Regions from separate parts of the Mus musculus genome. Here region 2 is linked to region 1. A link is a contact called in ENCODE Hi-C or POLR2A ChIA-PET data. All regions are on one chromosome and are shown on one strand. The core of a region is the stretch at or near the end of the contact, and the rest is flanking DNA. Distances in the headings are between cores, read along the strand shown.

Region 1 (6,628 bases), core at 111-2,610:
TTTCATTGCTACTTCATAACCACAATTTTGCTACTGCTATGAATTGTAACACAAGTATCTGTCGTGCAGAGTATCTGATGTGTGACCCCTGTCGGGTTGAGACCTACAGGTTGGTCTATGGTCTTCATTTATGAATAAGTACTAATCAGAAAACCACACAGTCATAGAAGAGACAGTGTGCTGCTGTGAGCTATCCCAGCACAGAAGCACGGAGAAGCCCAGCTGGTCAGACTCAGAAGCAAACAATTCTTCCCAACTCCAGTACAGCCCTTCCCTGAGTGGAAGGATGATGATGTAATGATTGGGATGCTGGAGAGCAGGGTAGCTTGGTGAAGTATTGAAGGTCAGACCAAGGGGTGCTGATAAAGTGGACACTAGGAGGGAAAAATCTATTCGTCTAGGGCGATGGCACTAAGACTCAATCAAATGGCACTTAGATTCCACCTGAGAGTGGATTTTTTTTTTTCAAAGCCCTAACGGAACCAGTGCTTTCTCTATCAGCAAGTAATGGGAGCAAGCTTCTCTTCTTTCTCGTCCATCCCCCTGCCTTTGCATGTTTAGAATCCAGGAGGATCAGAGCCTGCCAGGTGACTTTCCCCTACGTATCACCATCCTCTGTGCAAAGCATTTGAAGCTGGCTGAGAAATGGCTATCCACACAGGTCATACCTCGTGTGGAAATCTGCCGATACCAAAGAGGGGAACTTGTGTCTCATGGAAGAGACATGAGCATCCTGCCCCTGTTGCTGTCCCCTGGTCCCTGAGTGCATGCCCAGGACACAGTCAGTTTCTCTAGGCTCTAGTCTCCTTGAATAGGAAACAAGAATAGAAGTCCATTCTTGTGTAGTATTGGGGCGGGGGGGGGGGGGAATCATCCCAGATGTTTCTAGTTCATTATTCATTGCCAGATTTCAAAGAACAAGAACATAGAGGAGTTTGCAAGAGTTTTGAAAACACTCCATGTCTGGGGAAAAAAAAAACCCAACCCAAAACCACAGATCATTTCATTGTGTTCTGCTGGAGCGAGAGGACGGGCGGTTTTCACTCATAGCATCGAGAACCTGCAGTTCCTGCTTTAGCTGAGCTGTCAAGTTATTTTCAGGAATCAGCTAGCCGCGTTTTAAGGTAGATGCATGTAAACTATAATATGACCATGTGAGGACAGGGAGTCTCCCAGACCTGTCCCCGGCTCTGTGTCTGCATAGATCTGACATATGCTTAACTCCTGCTGCTTCTCTTCCCGACTCGACCATCACCCACTAATCTGGTGTGTGATGAGGACCATGAACTTGGAGGAAGAAGCCTCTGCAAGTCCTCTGCCTTCGATGTCTATTTTTTTTTCTATCTACAGTAAGGGATGAGGTTTTAACACCTATCTCAGAACCGTGGGAGGACGAATGAAATCACACATATGATGTTCTCCTACTTTGCCAGGCAGCAAGGAAATGGTTTTTAAGTGTCGAGTTGTGGAATCTGTTTCCCATACCAGAAGACTCCGGGCATCCATTCCTCTGTGGCTTGCAATGCTGAGGCTATTCATCTTTGCTTTCTTGACATCTTTCTGTCTCTCTGTGCGTTATTCCCTTGGGTGAGGCTCATCAGTACCCCCCCGCACACACACAAACACACACATACACACACAAATACCCCACATGCACACCCCCCCACATGTACACACACACCCCACATGCACACACACATGCATGCACACACACACACACACACACATGCATGCACACACACACACACACACACACACACACACACACACACACACATACCACATGCACATACATACACACACACACACAGACTGCACATGACAAAACAATAGGAAAAAGCTAAAGGTGAAGTGTGTGTGTGTGTGTGTGTGTGTGTGTGTGCGCGCGCGCGCGTGCAGGTATGTATGCCTGTGAATCTGGAAACCAGAGGTCAACCTTAGATGTTGTTCACCAGGACATTGGCTGTCTTGATTTTTGAAACAGGATCTCTCACAAAGACTTGAGGTTTGCTGAGTCTGGCTAGCCAGTGAGCTTTCCCCAGCACCAGAATCCCAAGCCCAAACCATCATAGTTAGCTTTTGTATGGGTGCTGGGGATCAAATTAGATCCTCATGCTTGTATGGCAATCCCTTTAGTAACCGAGCCATTTCCCAATCCCGTGTGTGTTATTTTTGTGCACAAAAATATTGTGCACACCAGACTCCGCGTAGAACATGACATAAGGTAGAATAAACTTTATTTAAGCATCAGAGAGCAGAAATTTTGATGGGGATCAAACCTGAAGTTCACGAAGGGAGAAGTTCCTTAAGTATGCAGCGCTTCCTCTTACTGTGTTTGGAAGAGGCGGTATGATCCTGTTTCTCCTTTGCTGCCCTCTTTGAGCTCACTTCTCTTTGTCCTCACTTCTGCCTATTGTGATTGTTCTCGGTTGTGTTCTGGACCCCAACAAGATACTGCTGGCTTATCATTTAGCACCCATAAGCTATTTACATATGACACACGCTGTATGTATGCTCTGTGCTCCAGTTCCTCATCTTAGTAGACTACAGGAGTCCATGCCAGTCCCTGGAAATATTGACCTTGGTCTACAGCTCGACAATGAGTTAGTGACACAAGATGTTTGCCAGTGTCTTGAATAAAAAGGGACCCAGGGCAGCTCCCGGCTTAAACTTTCCATCCTGTGTAAAGAGCATGGGTCTCATTGCTTGCTCCGAATTAAACTAGCCCAGTGCTTAAATATTCATGCTTTGCTTATTTCGGGATATTTAATTTATTATGTATCACTTTTCTGGGGTTTTATATAAACTTGCCTGAGGACTTTTTTCCCCCAGTTTGAGTGCTGGCAGAATGTTCCCTTTTCTTTGGCAGTGTGTTGACGAGTTAAAGAAAGTCTGCTTAGCTGGGAAGATGATTTTCTTTTTACAGATTGCCCTTGCACCTTAATAAAAATGATAGTGGAGTCATTACCACCAGAATTAATTAGTCTTTAATGATCATTAGTGTGGTGTCCAATGTGAGGTTCCATTAAAACATCTGCTTAGTGTATTCCCAAGGCTGGAAGCTGTTCTGGGCTGCAGGATCAATTGAGGATGGCGAGAGTGAGGGAGAGGCAGATTTCTTCCTTTCTGTCCATCTCCCACTGAGAAAGACACTCTTGTCTCCCCCATCTCTCATATCCTCACCCACCGTCTCTGCCCTGTGAACTCATGGTGGGGTAGCCTAGAGAGATGACTGCTCCTTAGAGCAGGGGATCACATCTCCTTCTTCGGCTTCCCTTTTGCCTGACTTAGGCATGTGTGAATTCTGGCTGAGTCTGGGTCTGGTCTGGGGCAAGGGGCTGGGTCTGGGTCTGGATCTGGGGCGGGGCTAGGTCTGGGCCTGGGTCTTGGTCTGCATCTGAGGATGGAGCTGAGGCAGAGTTGGTGAAGGCTCAAAACTCCAGGGTAGCACAGACTATTTCTCCCCATATTTAAGATAAAGGAACCATTGATTAGAAGTCAAGAGACTCTCTGCAGGAGCGAATCTACGGTGACTCTTGGGCACACATTTTCCTCTTTGGTACAAGTCACATGCCTGCTGTGCTCCTAGTATATAAACACAGATCACTTGATTATCAAGTGTTAATTAAAAATGACATGCGTCGCCCCTCATCCCCACCCCCACACATCATAAACCAGCACTCCTTCTTGCCACCACCCACACAGCATCTGTTGGAGCTTACATATGAGTTCCAGTATTAGCCTAGGAAAATCACAAAACAAAGTTAGAAATTTAAATTAGCTGCCATGGAAGGAATCATATGTCATCCCTCTACTCAGAAGCATTATATAAGCAGCACAGAAGAAAGGAAGACGGGAAAGGGGAAGGAGGCAGAGAGAATAGGGTGGAGGAGAGGAGAAGACAAAGGAAGGAGGAAGGAAATGAAGAGTGGGGAGGGGCAGGGGAGACAGAAGAAGAAGCAGGAGGGAGTTGACAGAGCAGCTAGGTAAAAAGTTGAAAGTATGCAGAAGAGAAAGTTACAAATTACTGCTGGACATAGAGTGAAGACTTTAATAATAGTTATCTGCTTTAAAAATGAGATCAGGTCATAATTTTATAAGATGGTTTCTTTGCAAATTAATTTACAAACTTAATATACACTTATTCCCGAATAAAAACTCGTAGAAAATTAAAACAAGTTATTCTAACTTTTTTTTATTTTTCAGAGGGCTAACTAGTTTAATACATTTTTATATTTGTAATGGGATAATCAACTGCCAGATACAAAATGGAAGAGACACGATATGGCAATTCACATGATACTATTAATATAAGAATAGACTGACAGAGACTGAAAAGCCTGAAGCCAATGGATGCATAGATAAGCATCTTATAGAGGGTAGAAATGACATTCCAGACAAGCAAGGCAAGTATGGGTTGGTTATATTTGCTCTGAAGAACACCCCTTGGTGGGCTGTTATATCTGAGTCTGCTCTAACAAATTCCCCTCAACTCAGTGGATTAATGAAACAGATTTATTGTCCCATAGATCAGGGGACCAGATGTCAGTGAATCCTTCCCGTTCAGTCAGAGTAGGCTGGGCAGAGGTCCCTGTTGAGGCTGTAGGTGAGGTCCTCTTCTTTTCCTCCCCATTTCTGGTGGTCGCTAGTTTCCCTGGGCTTGTGGGGGCACCATCTAGTCTTGACTTCTGTCTTTGCATGGCTGTCTCCTCTGTGTGTGGCAAACTTTCCTAAGTCTTGCAAGAGCAGTACAACTAGGTTCTTGTGGCACTCAGCTAACCCAGGATAATCTCCTCATGTCAAGATCTTTAACTTAGTCCCAGCTGTCAAGATCTTTCTGTGCATATGGTAATACATCCAGGTTCCAGGGATTAAGACCTGCTATCTTTGAACCAACATCATTCACCTTACTGCAATCAGAGTTCAATTAGATTCTTATCTCATTGGTACATCAAATAAGCCTACAATACGTTAACTATGCAAATAGAAGATGTGAAAGCAAATAGCTTTGTGATCTCAGAGACTGTCTTTTGAAGGATGAAAGAGAAGATTGATAGTTTTCCTGGGTAGAAATTAAAAGCCTGCTTTACGTCTAAAATTACCATAAACAAAATTACAAAGAATCGCCACATTGCAAAAAGAATTTGTAAGAGACAAAACGTTTATGTCTTTAATGTTTGAGGAACTTCCGCAAGTCAGAAAGAAAAAAAAAAAGTCTAATGCAACAATAGCCCCAGAGACAGTGACAAAGTTTTCACTAATGTTGAAAATTTTAAAAATCGATGGACATTTAAAAATGTATTTTTATGGCTCAGTGGTTAAGAGCACTGACTGCTCTTCCAGTGGTCCTGAGTACAATTCCCAGCAACTACATGGTGGCTCACAACCGTCTGTAATGGGATCTGATGCCCTCTTCTGGAGTGTCTGAAGATAGCTACAGTGTACTCATATACATAAAATAAATAAATAAATTTTAAAAATGTATTTTTATAGTAGCTAAATTCAAATTAGACATTAATGGTGTATTAGCTTTAAACTAACAAATTGCAATATTCAATAATGACAATGAAATGAGAGATTGATGCTTTCATGCTCTGGCTGGCATGTTATTGGTACAAGCTTCCTCAATATATATAGGAAAGATCTTTATGTTCTCTTGGAAGCAGAAGGCACAGTTTTAAGTATGTCAATAAGTGAGTGACTGCACACAGAACGGGACATGAATGTCTTTCCCAGCTTCATTAAGACATGCAGAGATGACAAACTGCCTAATTCCCACAAGAGAGGTTGTTTAAGTAATTTCAACACGACTATAGACTGGGATATGCTGCAAGCCTTATATAATAAATTCTGCTTAATGAGATGGAAACTTTATAATATGTAGTTACATGTAAGAAGCTAGGAAGTAGACTGCACATCTGGGCCCGTGAGTGCATGTGTTACACATGCGTGTTTGGTTGTGTGTGTGTTGAGGGAAAATGTGAATGGTGGTTATCACTGGACCACAGGATCATGGGGAACCCTCCCCCCTTAGAAACAGAATGATAGATCCCCAGAACACTAAAAATAGGACCCTCGTGTGATCCTACTGTCCTAACCACGAGCATGCTAGAAAGAATCTATGTCTGAATTTCAGAGAGGCATTTGTACCTCCACATTTGCTGCAGCTGTATTCACAGTAGTGGCTATATAGACTGCCTAGAAGCCCACCAAAGGATAAAGTCGGTGGGGTATACACACAATGCATGCTTACCCGGCCACATAGAACAAACTTCACTGTGGAAAAATGGGGGGACATAGAGATCATCATGCTCAGAGAAATAAGCTCCACCCAAAAGGACAAAAGTCGCATGCCATCCTCTGTGTGCAGAATCTAGATTTTAAAAGGGAATGCAAGTAGAAAAGAGATTGTTGGGCAGGCAGGAGGACCACCAGGAAGGAGACAAAGGACAAGAGGGAAACTGAACGAAATCAGGGTCTGTCATGCACACATATGAGTAAATCTCAAGGAACCCTATTGTTATCTATAAGGAGTTATTTTATTTGGGGGCTGGGGAGACAGCTTAGTCAAGAAAGAACTTGCTGTGCAAGCCCAAGGACCTGAGTTTGATCCCTAGCCCCCACATTT
Region 2 (6,911 bases), core at 3,205-5,704, 140 kb after region 1:
TTTTTTATTCCTATCTGATAGCACACCTACTGTTGAGCACGAATCTCACATGTTAGTTTTGGGGACTTCTAGAAGCATCCAGGCCCATGTAACTACCTCCCAGAACATGACATGAAACTCCCCTTGGTGAATTCCCAATCAATAACCAGCCTCTGCAAACGATAATGTTGATTCTAACTTCTGTGACCGTAGAGTATTGATTCCCTTATCTGCATATAATCTTACAGGACAAACTTCATTTTTATTGGTTTCCTAAATCAGCATTCTGTCTTTGGGAATTAAGGATGTTGTCTGATGGGGAAGAAGTTAACGTTTTAAAACTGCTGTCTAGTATTTGTCGTATAAATATGCTAGACCATATTTATTCTTTGTAGCACTGATGAATATTTGTTTTTCCCAGTTTCTGAGTATAATAAACCAAACTCCTGTGGACATTAGTAAAGTCTGTTGGATATAAGTCCTCACTTCTCTTGAGCATATATCTAGGCAAACAATATGTACATTTAGCTATGTCGCTAAGTAGGTTTCCAAGGTGATTACACCATTGCACACTGACACCAGCACTGTGGAATTGTGTCACTTTCTTCAATCTCGTCAACGCTTGGTACTGTCCATTCATCCCTTATAAACTTACACATTCTGGGGAATTGGAAGTGTTACATCGCTGTAACTTTCATCCATATTGACTAATGACTAATAATGCGGAATACTTCTCATGGAGTGACTGCCTTCTGTATCGCCACATTCACTGTTGTGCTTCTTCAGCTCTCTCTCTCTCTCTCTCTCTCTCTCTCGCTCTCTCTCTCTCTCTCTCTCTCTGTCTCTTTCAACTCAATTAATATCCTTGTCTTATACTTATTGCTATTTTCTTTCATGGTCCCTTTTACCTTTTGATTTTTAAAAATTATTGCTTGTCCCAAGACCATGAAGAGAGTCTCTTTCATGTTTTTGTTCAGAATACATAATTTATTTCTCATTTGAAGTTATTATCCATTCTGGTTTAATATTTAGGTACAGTGTAAGGTAGAAGTCTAAGTTATTTTCTTCCACATAAGTATCTAAGTATACTGACATGATATAAAAATAAGCCATCCTTTTCTTATTAGACTATACCTTTGTCATAAATCAGCTATTCTTGTGAAAGTATCCTTGAATGCTTCTGTTTCTAGAAACATCTCTAGAAAAAAATATTTGATGTCTAGTTTTTGTCTTTCAACATCAGCTCTTATAACCCAAACTGGTAACAGGTTTTTTGCTAGCCAATATCTTTCACATTTGTTAGAGACAGACTTTGTCAAAAGCAGAAGAAAAAGCCTTTGAGACTTGAAAGTAATTTGGGTCCTGTGCTAACCCAGAACCTTAGTTAGGCTTTCTGTTGCTATGGTAAGGACCAAGTCCAAAAGATTTACTTCACCTACAGCTCACAGAACACCACGAAGGAAAACCAGACAGGAACTCAAGACAGGAACTTAGAGGCAGGAACAGAAGCAGAAGCAATGGAAGACATCTTCTTCCTGGCTTGCTCCTCCTAGCTTTCTTAGCCTTCCATCTTATACACCCTAAAACCACATGTCTAGAGATGACATTATCCACAGTTGGAGGGGCCCTCCCACATCAATTATGAAAAACATGCCTCACAGGCTTGCCCACAGGCCAGCCTGACAGGAGGTGTTTCCGAGATTGAGATTCTCTTTACCCAGATGTGTCTAGGTTCCATCAAGTTGACAAAAACAAACCGGCACACTTGGAATTGGGGAGAAGATAAGGGGAGACAGTGGCTAATCTACTGCCTCTGGTGGGTGGAAGGAAGGATGGAAAAGTTACCTGGGCTGTGTCTATCTGAAGACTGAGATACTGGACAGAATCATCGTGTGTGTGTGTGTGTGTGTGTGTGTGTGTGTGTGTGTGTGTGTGTGTATGAGAGAGAGAGAGAGAGAGAGAGAGAGAGAGAGAGAGAGAGAGAGAGATTGCAACATGACCCACAAGAGAGTGAGAGGTTTGCTCCTAGATTGTTATTCTAGGAAATATGACCTCCATCAATGCTGAAGACCAATATAAGGAAGGAAAAAAATACTAAACCGTTTTCTGAACAACCTGACGGATTTAAGGGGGTCAAATCCATTATTTAATGTTAAAGCAGCCAATGTGTAATATCTGTAAGTCAAAAAATTAAGGGGTCATAAGGATGGAGCTCTCAAAGGAGAGAAGATAGAAGACAAAAATAGAAAGGAATTAATGGGACAAGTGGAATTAAATTGGGATGGGGTTTGGGAAGGCAGAATAGAGAAAGGAATACCAGAGGAATAAATAACACTAAAGACCTTTAAAAAAAAAGTCATCTAGAAACCTACTGTAGAAATACACACACACACACACACACACACACACACACACACACACACACACACACAGAGAGAGAGAGAGAGAGAGAGAGAGAGAGAGAGAGAAGACTTAGAATGGAATTACTCTGCAATGAGATGACACTGCCCTTATTGGAAACCACGGGCTAAAAATAAAAGCCCAGTGCCAGAAATAGGTAACCGCTTTTGGAGTTGTTGGTCAGTGGAGTTCCATAGATCTCCACACATTACAGGCTATTGCCAATTTTACTGATTACCCCCCAGAATGTGATGGTAAGACCCTAATGTTGAGGCCATCACATATCTCAGTCACAGACTACGGAGAGATTAAGCTGGTACAGTCTTGGAAATCTTCTCCCTACTGGCTTTCAGGGTGCAGGATGGTGCTGTACACATGGACAGAAGAGAAAAGTTACTGTCATTCTCACTCAGATGCGGACCCTGTGAGGTACAACAGTGACTGGCCTGGTAAGACGTACCAGCTGATACAGTAGTGGCATGACCACCACGAGAGCAATCAACCATTTTCTGATTGGATTTAAGTCTTGATCTATAAGATAAAACCCATGCCTGATACCATTATCAGTTCAAGGACCTGTGGCTACACAGGTCATATGCCCTGAGCAAGAACCTACTACTATCATTATGCTAAATGACTCCTTGTTATATTCATATATTAATTCATTTTTTAACCCTCTGAAGAGCTTCTATTTGAAATAAAAAGAAGTTAACGTAGAGACCCGCACCTGATCAAGGTGCAGAGAATAAGGGACTGTGAAACATTTAGACCTAAATGAGAAAACTTGATCATGCCTCCTGTTCCCCAGGGCTTAGAGATCATTATGGAAGAGGAGACATGAAGACTGTAAAAGCCAAAGGCAGTAGACAGACATAAGGAAACAATGTTGTCCGGATAGAGCAGGGCAGCTATACATACAAACTCACAGTGGCTATAATATCTTGCCCTCATCTGTGCAAGCTCAAGCCTGTCCAATACCGCCATGGAGAGAGGAGTCGAAGATCAAATTCTTCCCCTAGCTGAGGATCTATTGGCCATGGAGAGCTGCTGGGAGAAAGAAAGAGTCAGTTTTCTTTATAGATGTAGCTCCTGATAAGTCACCCACACTCCAGTGGAAGGCCATACATCCAAGAATATACAGACAGCACAGATTGGACTTGGTTGGTATTTAAGAAAGAAAAAACAAATGATACAAAGTTGGGCAGTAGAGAATAGGAATGGGTCCGAGAGGACCCGGGAGATAAGTGGCTAGGATCAGAGAACATTTTATGAATTCCCAAATAACTGATTTACAAACTTTTGTCATGTCATGTATCCATTGTACAGGGTACCATGATTTATAAAGATGCCTTCAGGTTTCACATACAGATGCATTGCACTCAGAGCACATAAAGTAGCAACATGTGTGCCTTGTATGAAGAACCCAGCTCTTGGGGGAATGGCCTTAAATCAGCTTCCCTCTACAGCTTCGCTATTGACAGCTAGTTCTTCACACCTGATTTCATCCCTCTCCTTCTAGTGCCAAGGCAACTTTCAACAAATATCGATTGAACAACCTATTCAAAGTCCAAATCACCGTGGAACAATAGAAAAAAGAACAGAGCAGAATCTGACAAAGTTTTGATTCTACTTCTAAAAACTCTGAGATCTTGGGCTGATTATTAAAGCTTAGTTGTTAAATATAGCAAAAAAAAAACAAAAATCTCAGCTTCGTCTATGGCACATGCTCTAATGAAAGTGAAATTAATGGTTGATGTTACAATTACATAACAAATGGCTACTAGGTTAAAGATACATCTTAGAAATGATAGACTTTTAGTTTTACTATAAATGTTATGAAATGAATCATCAGTAAGAAAAGCTACAATAACTACAATTGCATAGGTCAAGCACACTACTAAAATAGTCGTGTAAGATTAGTATTTACTTTTAATAAATGAAGTAATTGAGACTTAGGGAAATTAAGTCTTTTGCTCAATATCATATAGCTCATCAGATGGTGGGAGTAGGATTCAAAGCCAGATTGCCTGGGTGTGGAGTCTGCTCTCCCCCGGGACAGCTCAGTCTCTGCTAATGTGTATCATTGAACTGGAAGACAAAGAGTCAGGGAGAATCAGCTGTCAGTCCACATTCTCTCTCTTGACACTGGTGTGGAAAGACACCATGAAGAAAGAATTACGAGCAACAGCAGCGGCTGCAACCTCCTTTTTCGGGATAAATAGATCAGAGAAGTAAATTGTATCCTGGACAAGCCTAGAAAGCACAGAATGTGCCTAAAGACTTCCACTGACTGCTCAGGCCCAGCCAGAACAATGCCAAGTCTAAGCCAGGCTGGGAACAAACTCCAAAGCAGATATTGCAGCAGCTGTGCTCGGTGACGTCATCAGCATGCTTGGTGCCCAGCTGCATGGAGCCGTGCTGGCTGGAGATGCTGCATCACCAGTAGTGAACGCCCAACTCCTGCTCCCCTGGGATGCTGGGAATGCCGGAGCAATGGCCACTGACTTCATTCCAAAATGGCATCTGGCTCTGGAATCCCTGCCTAACCCCATCTCAACACAAAGACAAAGTCATTCCTTCATCTCTCTCTCTCTCTCTCTCTCTCTCTCTCTCTCTCTCTCTCTCTCTCTCTCCTTTTCCTGAAGCTACTATAATTTTCTGCAATGGTTCTGCTTTGTTAGATTCTCTCTGTTTAAAAACAGTAAGAGGGGAGCTGGTGGGATCATTCAATGGGTGATGGAACTTGCCACCAATCCTGATGACTAGAGTTTGTTCCCCAGGGCTCACATGGTGGAAGGAGAGAACTGACTGCCACAAGTTGCCCATTTGCCTCCATGACAGTGCCATAGCACAGTGCACCCACACACAAACATGTACAAATCATACATACATGCATTCACACGTACATGCATTCATAATATGTGCATTCATACATACATGCATTCATATGTATATGCATCTTTTGAAGCAATGAGAAAAAGGGAGATGCTCTCATCTCAGTTCCAGGAAGTAAACAAGTTTCTAAATCCTCTCTCTTCTTTGAAAATTATTTAGCATGTTTCCTACAGACTAGCAAAATGTCGCCATTTCCCAAGTAGGCAACACCTGACCTGGAGCTGGTTGGGGGAGAAGAGGGAAGAGTGAATCTGTCTTCAGACACAGAGCTGTGGATAAAGACGGATGCCTGCTAGGTGTGATCTGGACTGCCACACACCGAGCGTTCAGCAGAGACCAAGGCTGGCGATGCAGATTGGAAGACACATGAAACCACAGGGTAAAGTCAAACTGTAAAGATTAAATCATAACTGCTGCAGCAAAGAACAAGGAGCAGTCTTGGTGACCCGTCACCATCGTCCTGAACGTCCTCATACTCCAAGAAGATCTTGGTTCCACCCCTGGATGGGGAAAGAACCCCCTCAAAGACTCAAAGACTTCCATTCCAAGAATTCTACTAGACTCTCAGCTGATTTTCTGTAGCGCTCTTGAAACCCTGTCAAAATAAAGGTTTGTGAAATTGTTGTAAACTTGGAATTATGAGCTTCCTAGAGAAATGTATAGAGACACAGCAGTGTTTGGTGTATTATGTCTCTTGGAACTGTAAGTAATAAGCACAACTGAGTCACTTTTCAACATTTTCAACTTTCAAAATGTATTCCACCTTTCTAACGGAAAACGTAAACTTTAAATCGTCACAATATTGCTCTGCGCACTTGAGTTTCCTCTCTCCGTGCTCCTAAACAGAAGTCTAAGCAACACGAGTCCTCCCAGCTGCTGATGTCCTGGTGGTACCGGTCCACCCCTTGAAGAGTAGAAGCTGAATAGGGAAGCTAACAGGTGTTGCAATAAAGCTTCCAATAACCTGAGGCCCAAGGAGCCAGCTATGGTACCCTCATCTGAAGATGGCTCAGAGGGAGGGAGTGTTTTTCTTTCTAATTACAAGACACTGTGAAGCTGTCAGGGTGCCAATGGTGACAGAGAGCACTGGTGGCCATTGTTGAATAGCTGAAACCTTGGCCAGGCAGAAAGCCATTGGAAAGGGTCCAGGTCAAAACAAGAATGTGGCTGAGGGAGACGCCAACTCTGTGGGAGACTGCAGCTGCAAGTGGCAAAGGCCAAGGTGGGGTGGCTGGGGTCAGGGCTGTGGGAAACAGACACCCCAGGAGTCTGCGTGTGGGTAGCAGAGGCAGTCACAGATGCGAGGGTGCCACTCTTCTGAAAATCCCCTATGTATTTGAGGAGCATGAAGTACCTGAGGTGAGGTTTCAGACTATGGGCAGTAATTGTGGTATCATTTCATTTGAGTCCAAAAACTGGTGTGCTGAGGGTATCTGAGATATAAATAAAACCCATGGATTACAGAGTGGTTAAAAAGCAGCTGTTTGCTTACTTTATATGCGCTTATATACATGTGTGTATGTGGAAATATAAACAGCATGGCCCAACAGAGTACATTTGCAATTAATTTTAAATTACTAAGTACTAATGAATGATTTTAAGATGCTTGCACACAATTTGTTCTCAAGCATTTTCAT

What was found. A loop is a pair of places that touch in the nucleus more often than their neighbours do. ChIA-PET counts read pairs that join two places held with the same protein, here RNA polymerase II (POLR2A).
Region 2: a loop to region 1 is called in a map of left cerebral cortex, with 2.3 times the contacts of the local background. The contact joins two enhancer-like sites. A Hi-C loop is called at or near these places in 1 of 37 maps with a recorded cell type or tissue (left cerebral cortex). POLR2A ChIA-PET finds 5 or more read pairs at or near these places in 2 of 5 experiments (both embryonic stem cell).

The regions. Positions count from the first base shown.
Region 1 is chr13:97,630,909-97,637,536 of GRCm38, forward strand. No RefSeq gene overlaps it. Among named protein-coding and RNA genes, the nearest start is that of Gm34087, 11 kb to the left of the region's middle. Within about 2 kb of position 1,361, at least 1 of the 3 ENCODE cell types and tissues checked has a DNase peak (open chromatin) inside an H3K27ac peak, as active enhancers do.
Region 2 is chr13:97,770,487-97,777,397 of GRCm38, forward strand. No RefSeq gene overlaps it. Among named protein-coding and RNA genes, the nearest start is that of Rps18-ps4, 23 kb to the left of the region's middle. Within about 2 kb of position 4,455, at least 1 of the 3 ENCODE cell types and tissues checked has a DNase peak (open chromatin) inside an H3K27ac peak, as active enhancers do.